2 separate regions of the Homo sapiens genome follow, and region 2 is linked to region 1. Evidence: read pairs that join two places in POLR2A ChIA-PET (ENCODE). Cell type or tissue: CD4-positive, alpha-beta T cell. All regions are shown on one strand. Links, peaks and the distances in the headings refer to the core of each region. The heading gives the core; the rest is flanking DNA. Region 1 holds the start of RUNX1-IT1 (RUNX1 intronic transcript 1). Region 2 has its middle 140 kb from the start of RUNX1.

Region 1 (5,386 bases), core at 324-5,323:
AAAATTTTATAATATGTATAGCTATCAATGTTTGTTTCTTATTACTGCCCCAGAATGTGCAAAAGAGAGTTTAGGTCAACTAAGATACATTGGTTTGAGTGCCATTTTTTTCAGGAGCAGTTTTAACACCAACCACAGTTTGCTGCACTTTCTTACACAGCTTCTGTTTGCACTTTGAACTCTGTGCACTGAGCCCCTCATTCCACACCATCTGCAGGCTGCATCTGGGCAGCTTCATCCAGCTCGGTAACAGTCACAGCTGAACTTGACATTCACCCACTTTGAAAGTATAGAATTCATAAAATCTGAAACCACATATGTGTATAAAACCCATGCAAGAGTGGGTAGGAACTAAAAGGAGGAGAAAAAGTAGTCCTCCCCTTCAGGAGTGTTCTCTCTTATCCCAGCCCCTTTCATGTAATGAATGGGTGAATGGGTGAAAATGAAATTATTTAGGCATTGACTGACAGGTAGGAACAGAAACTCAGGCTTCTAGTTTATTATTATTTATTATTATTGAATCTACTGTTTCTAAAGATGAGAATGGCTTTTACTTCCAAAGTTCTAGAGGAGAGGAACAACGTTAAGCAACCTTAAACAAATATTAGCACTGTGAAAGGTGCAGGGTCATATAAAGAAGTAGAAGTGCCGACAATGAAAATTCTATCCAACTGTCAATCATTCCATATCATTACTTCATTTTTTTAAATAAAGGCTGTGTCTCCCATATGCTTCCCTCCAGGTTGTATTCAAAACAAAGAAATAATTGTATTACAGATGTGAATAAATCTGTTTAAAAAATAAGTGAACCCTGAGACATATGAACTATGAGACATTGTTCTATATGATGCTTTGTAAGTTTTATGTGCTGTGTCATAGAGTTATATAGAGTTATGTATATATATAGTTCTGTATAGTTTCAGTTGGCATCTAAAAATTATATAACTTTATTTTTTAAAATCTATAATTATAAATATTTTTAAACTGCTAGAAAGGAAGAGCCGAATATTTGGCTGGAGTGATTTTTAGACATTTCTCTACCTTAGGGCACCAGAGAGGTTCACTTGCCCAGGGTTCCATAGCTGGTTGGTGCCAGAGTCCGAACGAGAAACCAGGTCTTCTCAGCTCCTGTCACCCACAGTTTTGCAGACACTGAATTTATGAGGTGGATTCCATTCAAGCATGCACATAACTAGCAGACACTTCTCCTAATCCTCCTCAATTCCCCTTTGCATTGCTCAGATACCACAATCCTTTGCAGGTTAAATCCCTTCACCTTGTGAACTCATTAGGCAGGGCAATGTATATGAATCCCTGAGTCCTTAAGAACGTCCTTAGGCTGTGTTAGAAATGCAGTTGCCATAGGAGTAACCGGCCCCTGCTGTCATTTGGATGTTCTCTCTTCCCCAAAATCCAGCACCACCTTGGTTAAGCACCCACCATGTGCCTGCCCACCTGGCTCCTTAGGCAATGTTACAATTAACCAGGTTGGTTTTGATGAGGGTCTAGGGCAAAATTTGAACCACCACAACAGCCAATGTGCACATCCATGCAGAGGGTTCAGAGATGGCCTCGGCCAAGGCTGCCAGGCTTCAGCTCTGGAAGGAGCCCTGGGAAGTGGGAGATCTTTGTATAAAAATTGGAACCCAAACTATAATTCCCATTAGGGATATATATGCTCACATCACTCCTGATTCAAAGCTCAGAAGTGGCCTCTCAGGAGAAATAAAGGTCTCTCTCTCTCTCTCTCTCTATCTCACACACACACACACACACACACACACACACACAGAGAGAGAGAGAGAGAGAGAGAGAGAGAGAGAGAGAGAGAGGCCAGCATTCAAAATTCCCATGCTTAGGGAATCCATTGGGACTTCTCCCCAGGATGTACTGAATTCAAGGAAGCTTTCTCTAGGTGTAGCAGAAACTGCTGCTGTCATGTCTCTGCTCACCAGGACGTAGCTTCTCTCTACAGACCTTTATTTCTTTCCCTGGAGGCTTCAGTCCATGTTGAAGTGTAAACTCCACTCAGCTCCAGGAGGAATCGTGTTTTCTTTATCACCAGGGGCTTCTTCTACGAGTTGCCTTTGATAGGGAGGCCAGGAGGAAGATAGGCCCAAGCTCAGGGGTGGGATCGGGGAGCAGGAAGCCTGTGGGCTTTAGAATCGAGGTATTGGTTTCTCCCTGTCACCATCATCCACCACCTGTGTGAACTTGAGCCATTTATCGAACCTCACGGAGCCCCAAGTTTCTCATCTGTAAACAAGGGGAATGAGCCCTACTTTGTATGGTTGTCAAGAGGATTTGAGACAATATGTATAAAGCAATGGACACGCAGAGGAAGTCAATAAGTACAAGGTAACTCTGAAAATGCCACCAAAGGGAGGCTAGGGACAGGAAAGCCATCTCCGCCAACCTCAAGAACGTGGCCCCGAAGCTGTTCCAGGAACTGGGCATGTATGAAGATAAAAAAAAAAAAAGAAATGTCTGCCTCTCTCATCATGTAGCAGTGCAGAAGTGATCTTGGTGCTCTTTGGCAGAAGGCTGAGTTTATGAACTTTAAAACCGATAGTAATAACAGCTAGCATTTATTGAGCATATGCTATGCGCAAGGCACTTGCACCGTTCCAAGCATTTTCTTGCCTTACTGTATTAAAATTTTGGCACAACCCTGTGAGTAGGTGCTCTCATTATTAATCCCACTGAGTGAAGGGGAAGCATGGCCTGCCAAGGTTACGTGACCTGCTTGTGGTTAGGCTGCTGGGAAAGGTGGAGGTGCGGTCCAAACAGAGGCAGTTCCTGCAGCAGAGCCCACTGTCTGTCTGCCCGTGGAGGGGACAGGTCGGTGTTGAGAATATCTGTTTGGCACATGAGGGAGTTTAGCCTTACAGAGCGAAAGGCTTGCCAAGGCCCCATGGACAGGAGGCGACGCTGTGGGGTGGCACCAAGCTGGGGCACTGGCCACCATCCTGGACTGCTTTTCTGACTCTGGATGCATTTGGTGGCTTTATGGCCCCACCACTGGTATCCAGACCTCTCCTGCCCACGTGTTTCTCCCATCAGAACTGAGAGAGATGTTCAGGCAGTTCCCAGACAGCCCACAAGAAACACGCCTTTAAGCCAGGGGTGCTCAAACTTGTTCCCAAGACGATGGTGACATGCTGGGGTGGGGAGAAACCACTGCTATGCCTTCTTCCTGACCGACCAGTTGTTTTCATTTATCAATCTGAGAATCCATCGAAGGTGATATCAGGGTGACATAAATGAGGCACTTCCTGTGACAAACTTAAGGCGACACTTGCTCCCATTGTTGTACAAGGCTGACCTTGCATTTACATGGGCTTGAGAGCGCACCACCTTGAATTTTGTGTCCCAGGTATATCTCTTGCCCTGTCCCAGTCCAGGCCATGGAACACATGTACAGAAGAAACCACAGAGTGATGTACCCAGCAATCAGGGGCCTGCCACCTGAGTCCCTCCTTCAGGGGTGGACCACCCCAACCCTGACTGACCCTAGCCAGGGTTTTCCGTGAAGCTTGCCCCAAACACTTCTCATCCACTTATTCCTGAGGCTAAAATAAAAATCGTAGCCAGAAGCAGTTGTTTCAGCTGTGATAGCAAGCAGTGGCCTCAGTCACTCATGTAAACAGGACCTCATACCACTAAGTGTCAGTGGCATAACAAGAGTTGAGATGCACACGCCTACTGGTTGGCCTTTGAGAATGGCCTTTCTGCAGAGGCATTTGTCATTTCACAAAGTCCATGTCACCAGTCCTCTGACATCATGATAATTCCTTTTGTCAAGAAGTTGGGGTTTTTTTCCCCTTCTTTTCCCCCTTCACCTTTATTGTATAAAAGGCATTTCTCCTCTGGTTATTCTACAACAGACTACTTCAGAGTCACAGAAAGTTCCTTCCCTTTCTGGAGGGGTTCGGCATGCTGAAGGATGCAATCATAAATGACTTTCTCCCCGCAAAGCCTGCTCACAGCCAGCCATGTGAGTGCCCTGATCAATGGAAATGCAGGGGGCTGGCCAGCCTCTCACGGCTGCTCTGCAAACATCTTAATGGGACAAATTAAAAGATGTGCAAGCTAATTATTCTCCACAATAAACAATAATAATATAATAAAATCATAAAGCTCCTTAGGAAAGGAACCTGCTTTTCTTATACAGAATGTACAATTAACAGGAAAGTAAAAATTTCATGCTATAAACTAGAGATTATATTCTGGGCATCCTTGTGATTTGCTGTGCTTCTTCCGGCTTATTTAGCACTTTCTGCACACACGCCAGGGCTCGGTGGCCCACCTGCTCCCTGCTCCCTCTTCTGTCTTCCCTCAGGGATAATGGCCTCCACTGTCACCTTCAGACCCAACTTGGGTTCTTCCTGAGGAGTCCTGGCCCCCAGACCCACAGCAGCCTCTGGGGAGGCCCAGAGTTCCAACCCTTAACCCTCTCAGTTTAGGATCAAACACATCATTTACATGGAAGCAGTTGGAGTTGTTTTAAACAGCCACATCACATCTCTCTATTCCTCTTTTCAATCACAACCACGTGACCTGAAGGAGCAGAAAGCAGAGAGAGACCTGCAGTGAGCCTGGACAGCCCCCACCTGTGCCCCACATGGGTTCTGAATCTGGAGTCCGCGTCAAACGAGAGGGAGAGGGAGGAACCCTTAGTGCTGTCCCGTGTCCTCCGCACTGTTGTCGTGAACAATTCTGGCTGACCCACTAAAGTTATGAGATGATGCCGTTTCATTGTGGCTTATGAATAATGAGAACAAATAACATTCACTTGCAATGGTGTGAGGCACACTGCCTCCATTGTCTCTTTTAATCAAAACCTCACGATATAGGCACAGCTACTAATTCCCACTGGCTAAAAATAAAAAATAAAATGAAGCAAAAACCAGGTTACAAAAGCAGCCCAGGCCACACGGCTTCTAGGAGGCAGAACTCGGTTGGAGTCCAGATTCTCTTCGGCTTTCCCACTCCCATCTGGCCTCTCTGTGATGTGACAGGGTGTGGGGAGGAGAGTTTTACAGGTGCAGCCTGTGGGGTCTGAGAGCCTGTGTTCAAATGCCAGCTCTGTCCTTTCCCGCTGAGTCACCTTGAACAGGCTACTCACCCTTTCTGTTTCTCCCTTTTCCTCATCTGTACAGTGTGACGATGATGATTACCCATGCAGCTGTTGCGAGCACTGAATCAGAAATACATAGAATATGCTGCCCGATACATGGTCGCTATCATCATGGACTTTTCCTTTCCACCCTGATTTGATTTTAAATTGGACACTATTTGACTGGACTTTCCCATTTTCTTCCTTACACACTACCCAAACCAAATCTAACAAGTGAACCCCAAGTGGGTTATCCCAGTGAGTGCG
Region 2 (5,386 bases), core at 288-5,287, 150 kb before region 1:
TTTTGTAGTTTTGTTGAGGGGGTGTTACAGAATGATGGAGGGCAAGGAAATTGAGGGTCCTCGTTATTTTAATGATGGGATCCAGGGGAGGAAAAGAGGCCAGGAGAGGCTGATTCTGAAAGAACATTAGGTACCAAGGGACCTGGTAAATCTAAAAACCACATAGTTTTAGGAGTAACAGTAAAACCCAATGAATGAAAATTTTTTATCAGAAAGTGGAACATTTGTATTTGAGAATTCAAGGATGGAAAAATTCCAGGATTTAACCTTAAGAGGAAGTACCTGAAATGGAGCAGAGATGAAGGCCACTGGAGATGTGGAAGTTAAGATGGACAAAGGAAGACATTAGAGGGGTCATCCATCTGAACTCCAAAGTCACTGGAGATTATGGTGGATCAGTGGAATTTGGGTGGAGAGAAAACTTTGTCTCAGAGGCTAGATTTTTTGATAAATGTATAGGATTGGCTTGGAAGACAGCAGACAATTGAAACAAGTGGAAAAGATGATATGTAGAGAATTAACCTCAGTGGAGCAATGATATTTAGAGGGCATAGAGGATAATGATTTGGAAGCCTGTATGGGAAGTGAAGAGAGTACTTAATCCCACCTCAGGTGCCTAAGACCTAGAAAAATGATCTGAAGGGGCTTCAGGGAGGAGGTATAATGCTCAAAGAGAAAACAAACCACTCAACCAAACTGAAGTCGTATTTTACCCCTAAAATCCTTATCATTGGCTTCATCATCAGATGTGTTAACAGTCTACAGGTATCTTGCCCTCTCCTTAGCAGGTTTAATAATTACAACAGACACTTTTTAAAAACAATGGATATATTTGTATTTAAGCCAAAGTGATCTAGGCAAGCTCACATTTATTTATATTTATAAAATAAATTATGATATTCCATTAAGTAATTTTCTGCCAATTATTTTCAAGAGAGGATTTAAAACTGCTTTTTGGTACAAACATGTATTTCATAAAATTTTTCATGAAGTTAAGAATATCTGGTTGTCATTGTTTTGAGATGAGCTGTTTAGGGTGTAGGAAACTTTACTATGGGGAAAAATGCAGATACTATAAGTAGCATAAAGTCTGCTATTGACAATAGCACATTAATAAATATTACTATCTGGTTGTCATATAAGATTAATGAGTGATTATTTAGGGTTGAATACATATTAAAACCATTGGGCCACAAGGTAGCCTATTAAAATAGTGCAGGTGTGAAACTGCAGTATAATCCAGGAGCTGATAAAATATGGAAATATTTGTCTATCATTTAAAAACTATTATTCCATATTCATAATTTTAAATTCTTAATGTTTTTTGCAGAAGTCAGCAATTTGGCAGATCCTATGTGAGAGAACTAAACAGTTTCATAAGCTATCCAGGTGTCTCTCTCAGAATTACTCCTCAAAATGTTTTTTAAAAACATTATTCTGGAAAAGCATTGATTATGTAAGAAATGTACTGACTGACAGATATTTTACTCCTGCTTACATTATGATCTTTGTTGAACATATGAAGGCTTTTAGGAACTATTTCAATTTCTCTGAAAACATAGTATCATGTAGTTGTAAGTGGTAATAAAAATAATGATAGAAGCTAAAAACAAGCATGTCTTATGTCCTTGGCATAATATCAAGTGGATTTATTTGCATTATTTTATTTAATTCTCACATCCCCCAAAAATCAAAAAACCTAAAGCAAATGCTTTTATTCTTTCCATTTTAAGGATGAAGAAATTGAAGCTCAGAGGTAAGTGAGTAGAGGGTCAATTTGATGGCTTGTTGATGTCATCAAAAATCTGTGCTGTGTCTCTTGTTCTGCACAGAATCCTCAGGTCACAAGATAGAATTAATTGTTACGGAGGTCACTTGTAGGCACAGCAACAGCTGGCCGGAGAAGGGAGACACGTCCTTCCAGGCAGGGCTTTGTAATTAGAGAAGAAAACCTTTTCCAAAGTGCTCGAGATGCCTGCCTTCAGGTCCCAGTCCACAGCCAATACTCATAGCCCAGCTGCATGGGGGCTGATACATCTACTCTCTGATATTTTGGGACGCTGGTGGAGGGGAGCTTTCTGAGCAAGGAGATGTGTGGAGGTAGAAAAGCGTTGAGTGTAGACAACCCACATGGCTTACCACCCTACTAACTCCTTCATGCTTATACAGTTTAACTAATAGAAATCAAAATTTCATGAGTACTTATGTTTCCTGAATGACAATATGTAAGGCAAATAGAGCAAACATTGTGCTCTAATTTAAATGAATTATACCCAGACAGATATATTTATTTATTTGACTCTAAATAAGCAATGCTAAAGAATTTTAATTGAGAGATTGATTAAATGAAAAAGTACCCCTAGATAGAACAAAGCCAAATATGTCTCATATTTGTCAAAACTAATTGGCATTAAGATATTTACCTGTCTGGTGAAATTGTGTTTGGACTTGGGTGTCTTTTAATCTAATTTCTATCTTCCCTTACCTTCCTGTGGGCCAGAAGTCCCATGGTTGTCTGGCAAAAGTTTAACTGGACAAAGATAACTACATCAGCAATGTTGTTGAGCTCTCCCAAATCAAATGAATTGGAAGACTCCCCAGTGATGCTTAAAACTCAGCATAGAATGTCTTTATGTGAACCAGAACTTCATTTGACCTTTGCTAGCTTGAGATCAGTAGCAGCAGCCAGGAGACAATGACTCATTTCTGAATCAACCAGGATAATTTTCACACCTGTCTTAAAAAGCTTTGCCCCAGGAGTCCAGAGTCCCAGGGAAAAGACACTCTGTCTATTTCTAAAAGCCCTTCAAAGGAAACAGGGGCCACACTTACAGCCTAAGGGGCATTCGTTCTATTGAAAGAATGGGGTTACAGCATTGTGCCAGACCCCATGGCTACCATGGTTGGCAAAAATGTATTAACATATCCAAACACCAAAATCACCTCCAAGTAGTAGACAGGGCTATGCTGAAACCAAAGTTTAAAAAGGAAATTTGGGCAGTGTGCTGTGACTCGCACCTATAATTACAGCTACTTGGGAGGCTGAGGCACGAGTTGCAACGAGCTGAGATCGTGCCACTGCACTTCAGCCTGGGTGATGGAATGAGACTCTGTCTCAAAAAAAAAAAAATTGCTCCAAGTATAATTTGAAACACTAAGTATTAATCTATCTACCTATCTACCCATCTGTCATCTATGTTTCTATGAATATAACTACGTACTATCTGTATATATCTGCACTTTCCTATAATACAGATATATCATGATGGCTGTTTTAGAAAGGGTATTGTGTTTTTGAAATATTTTATACCTAAAAATATCTTTTAAACGTTTAGGGTGTGTATGAACACACAGACAGGTTATTATTTACATCCTCGTAATGCCGATTTGTCTTCCAGAAACTGTGAACAGCAATTCATTTTAAAGTTACTTTGGTATTTGGAGATGAACAGCTTGGTTATTCTTTGTTCCCTATCAAGCATCTGTCAAACTCAAGGATGAAACAGAGTGTTTTGTGTGTTTGTGAGCAGTTCTCCTGAAGTCACATGATTTTTTTCTTTTGGTAGCCCTTTCTGTATTAGTAAATATGTAAATGTATCCCCCACATGGAGCTTTCAACTGTGAAATTAACCTATCCCCAAGGCTTCTTTGAGTAAGACCAGGTGGTTCATACTATTTCCCTTCTAACTACAGCAAGAATCCCCTAGGGAAGAAGAGAGGAAGTGAGATTTTTGACATTTGTGCCGTGAAAAAGTGTCAATAGGTAATCTGAAAATGTCCAGAGGCATTCTACCAAAAGCCAGTGAAAATGATCTAATAAGTACTAACTTTTTAACTGTTAATTTGTGTAATACAACACTCATCTCTCTTTCTTGCTTAAAACAGAAAGCTCCCCCGCTCCCTTCTCGCATTTAAACTACAGTTATCAAAGGTTTAACGATTTCACCATTGGACATAGTTCAAACAGTACAGGCAGGAAAGAATGTTCAGCTGTCAGGGAACCAGCGCAGCCAGGGTGCTCCAGACAAATCGCTGTACATCATCAGCTGGTTTTAATTAAGAGCAGACTCTGTGCTGATTTTTCTCCCCCCCCCCACCCTTTCTTTGGTGAGTTTACACAAAGTGATTTGTAGTGTTCTGTCTTATATGGTATCTACTCCATTGGAAACAGAGGATGTTCGTGAAAATAACTCGGGCCAAAGTTTAAAGCAGATTGGACTATCTAAAGGATAACTTGAGATTTTTTTTTGTTTGTGTGTGTGTGTGTGTGTGTGTGTGTGTTTTATAGTTCACATCTTCTTTTTTTTTTTAACAGTTTACAGTTTTAAAAATATTTCTTTTTTTCTCTTTTTTTTTCTTTTTTTATTATACTTTAAGTTCTAGGGTACATGTGCACAACGTGCAGGTTTGTTACGTATGTATACACGTGCCATGTTGGTGTGCTGCACCCATTAACTCATCATTTACATTAGGTATATCTCCTAATGCTAGGATAGCTTGAGATTTTTATCTCGGCCCTCGAAGAAGAATGAGTTAAGTTTATTCATTTTCCCTTCTAAAGGGCTGAGTCTTTTGCAAAGTAGGGTTACATGGTTATTATTATGCTAGATTGTTATTAATGCTGATCTAATATTAAGGACATTTTATCTTGTAGTCAATGAAAAAATACTTTATGCTGCAAAGAGCTACAGTCAATAGATATCTTTAGAGCTTTATTTAATCAAAGTTTCGTTAGTGAGTAAAGACATTTTTCAGCAAGTAAAGACTTCCCTCAATGAGTAAATCCTTTTGTAGTCATCAAACAAAAAAAATATAATTACTGGAAGACACCTTAGAGATATGCAGTCTGACCCTTTGATTATGCAGATGAGAAGATATTGCTCTCCTGAAGAATGAATGAATGAAACTAAATACCCGGGCTTAGAGTTTTCCCTGAGGCCATGGGCCTTGGTACTCAGAGTGTGGCAGGCTGCATGCATATGACTGACTCCTTGGAAAAGGGGGTCTCAAAATGATTTAAAAACATTTAACATACTAACACAAAAGATTATGTTAAATACTAACACTTCTCTTTTACATGAAAACTGACAAACGCAACACTCCATTTGACTAATTGGCCATAGTGACCAATTAGCTGATTGGTAAAAGCAGAATTAGAACCCAGTATCCCCTAGTTGCCTTGAATAACATCAATCTTTTAATTTAATGTACTTCATTCAGAAATTAAATATTGTTCTTCACACAGTGGTTATTTTCCTCCATAGGCCTAGCCATTTTCTGGCCATGGAAGCACAGTGCAGCATAGTGGCCATGGTCGTGGACTCAAGCCGATCTACCGGGGTCCCAGTCTTCCACCTATCATTTACTCACTGGGGAAACTCAAATG

What was found. ChIA-PET counts read pairs that join two places held together with the same protein. Peaks named below come from ENCODE experiments on the same cell type or tissue, not always from the same donor. Only the 100,000 strongest peaks of a DNase experiment are listed, where the experiment ranks them.
Region 2: POLR2A ChIA-PET joins it to region 1 with 7 read pairs; 9 of 35 experiments call an interaction of 5 or more read pairs at or near these places.

Annotation. Positions count from the first base shown.
Region 1 is chr21:35,035,019-35,040,404 of GRCh38, reverse strand. All of the region lies in intron 2 of RUNX1 (RUNX family transcription factor 1), which reads left to right. It overlaps RUNX1-IT1 (RUNX1 intronic transcript 1), which reads left to right and starts at 979. Exons shown (of 1, transcript NR_026812.1): 1 at 979-2,480. In CD4-positive, alpha-beta T cell, for the core only: no CTCF peak of the experiment used is centred there; DNase peaks (open chromatin) are centred at 2,314, 2,794 and 4,644; H3K4me3 peaks cover 1,312 bases; H3K27ac peaks cover 2,769 bases.
Region 2 is chr21:35,187,904-35,193,289 of GRCh38, reverse strand. No RefSeq gene overlaps it. Among named protein-coding and RNA genes, the nearest start is that of RUNX1, 140 kb to the right of the region's middle. In CD4-positive, alpha-beta T cell, for the core only: no CTCF peak of the experiment used is centred there; no DNase peak of the experiment used is centred there.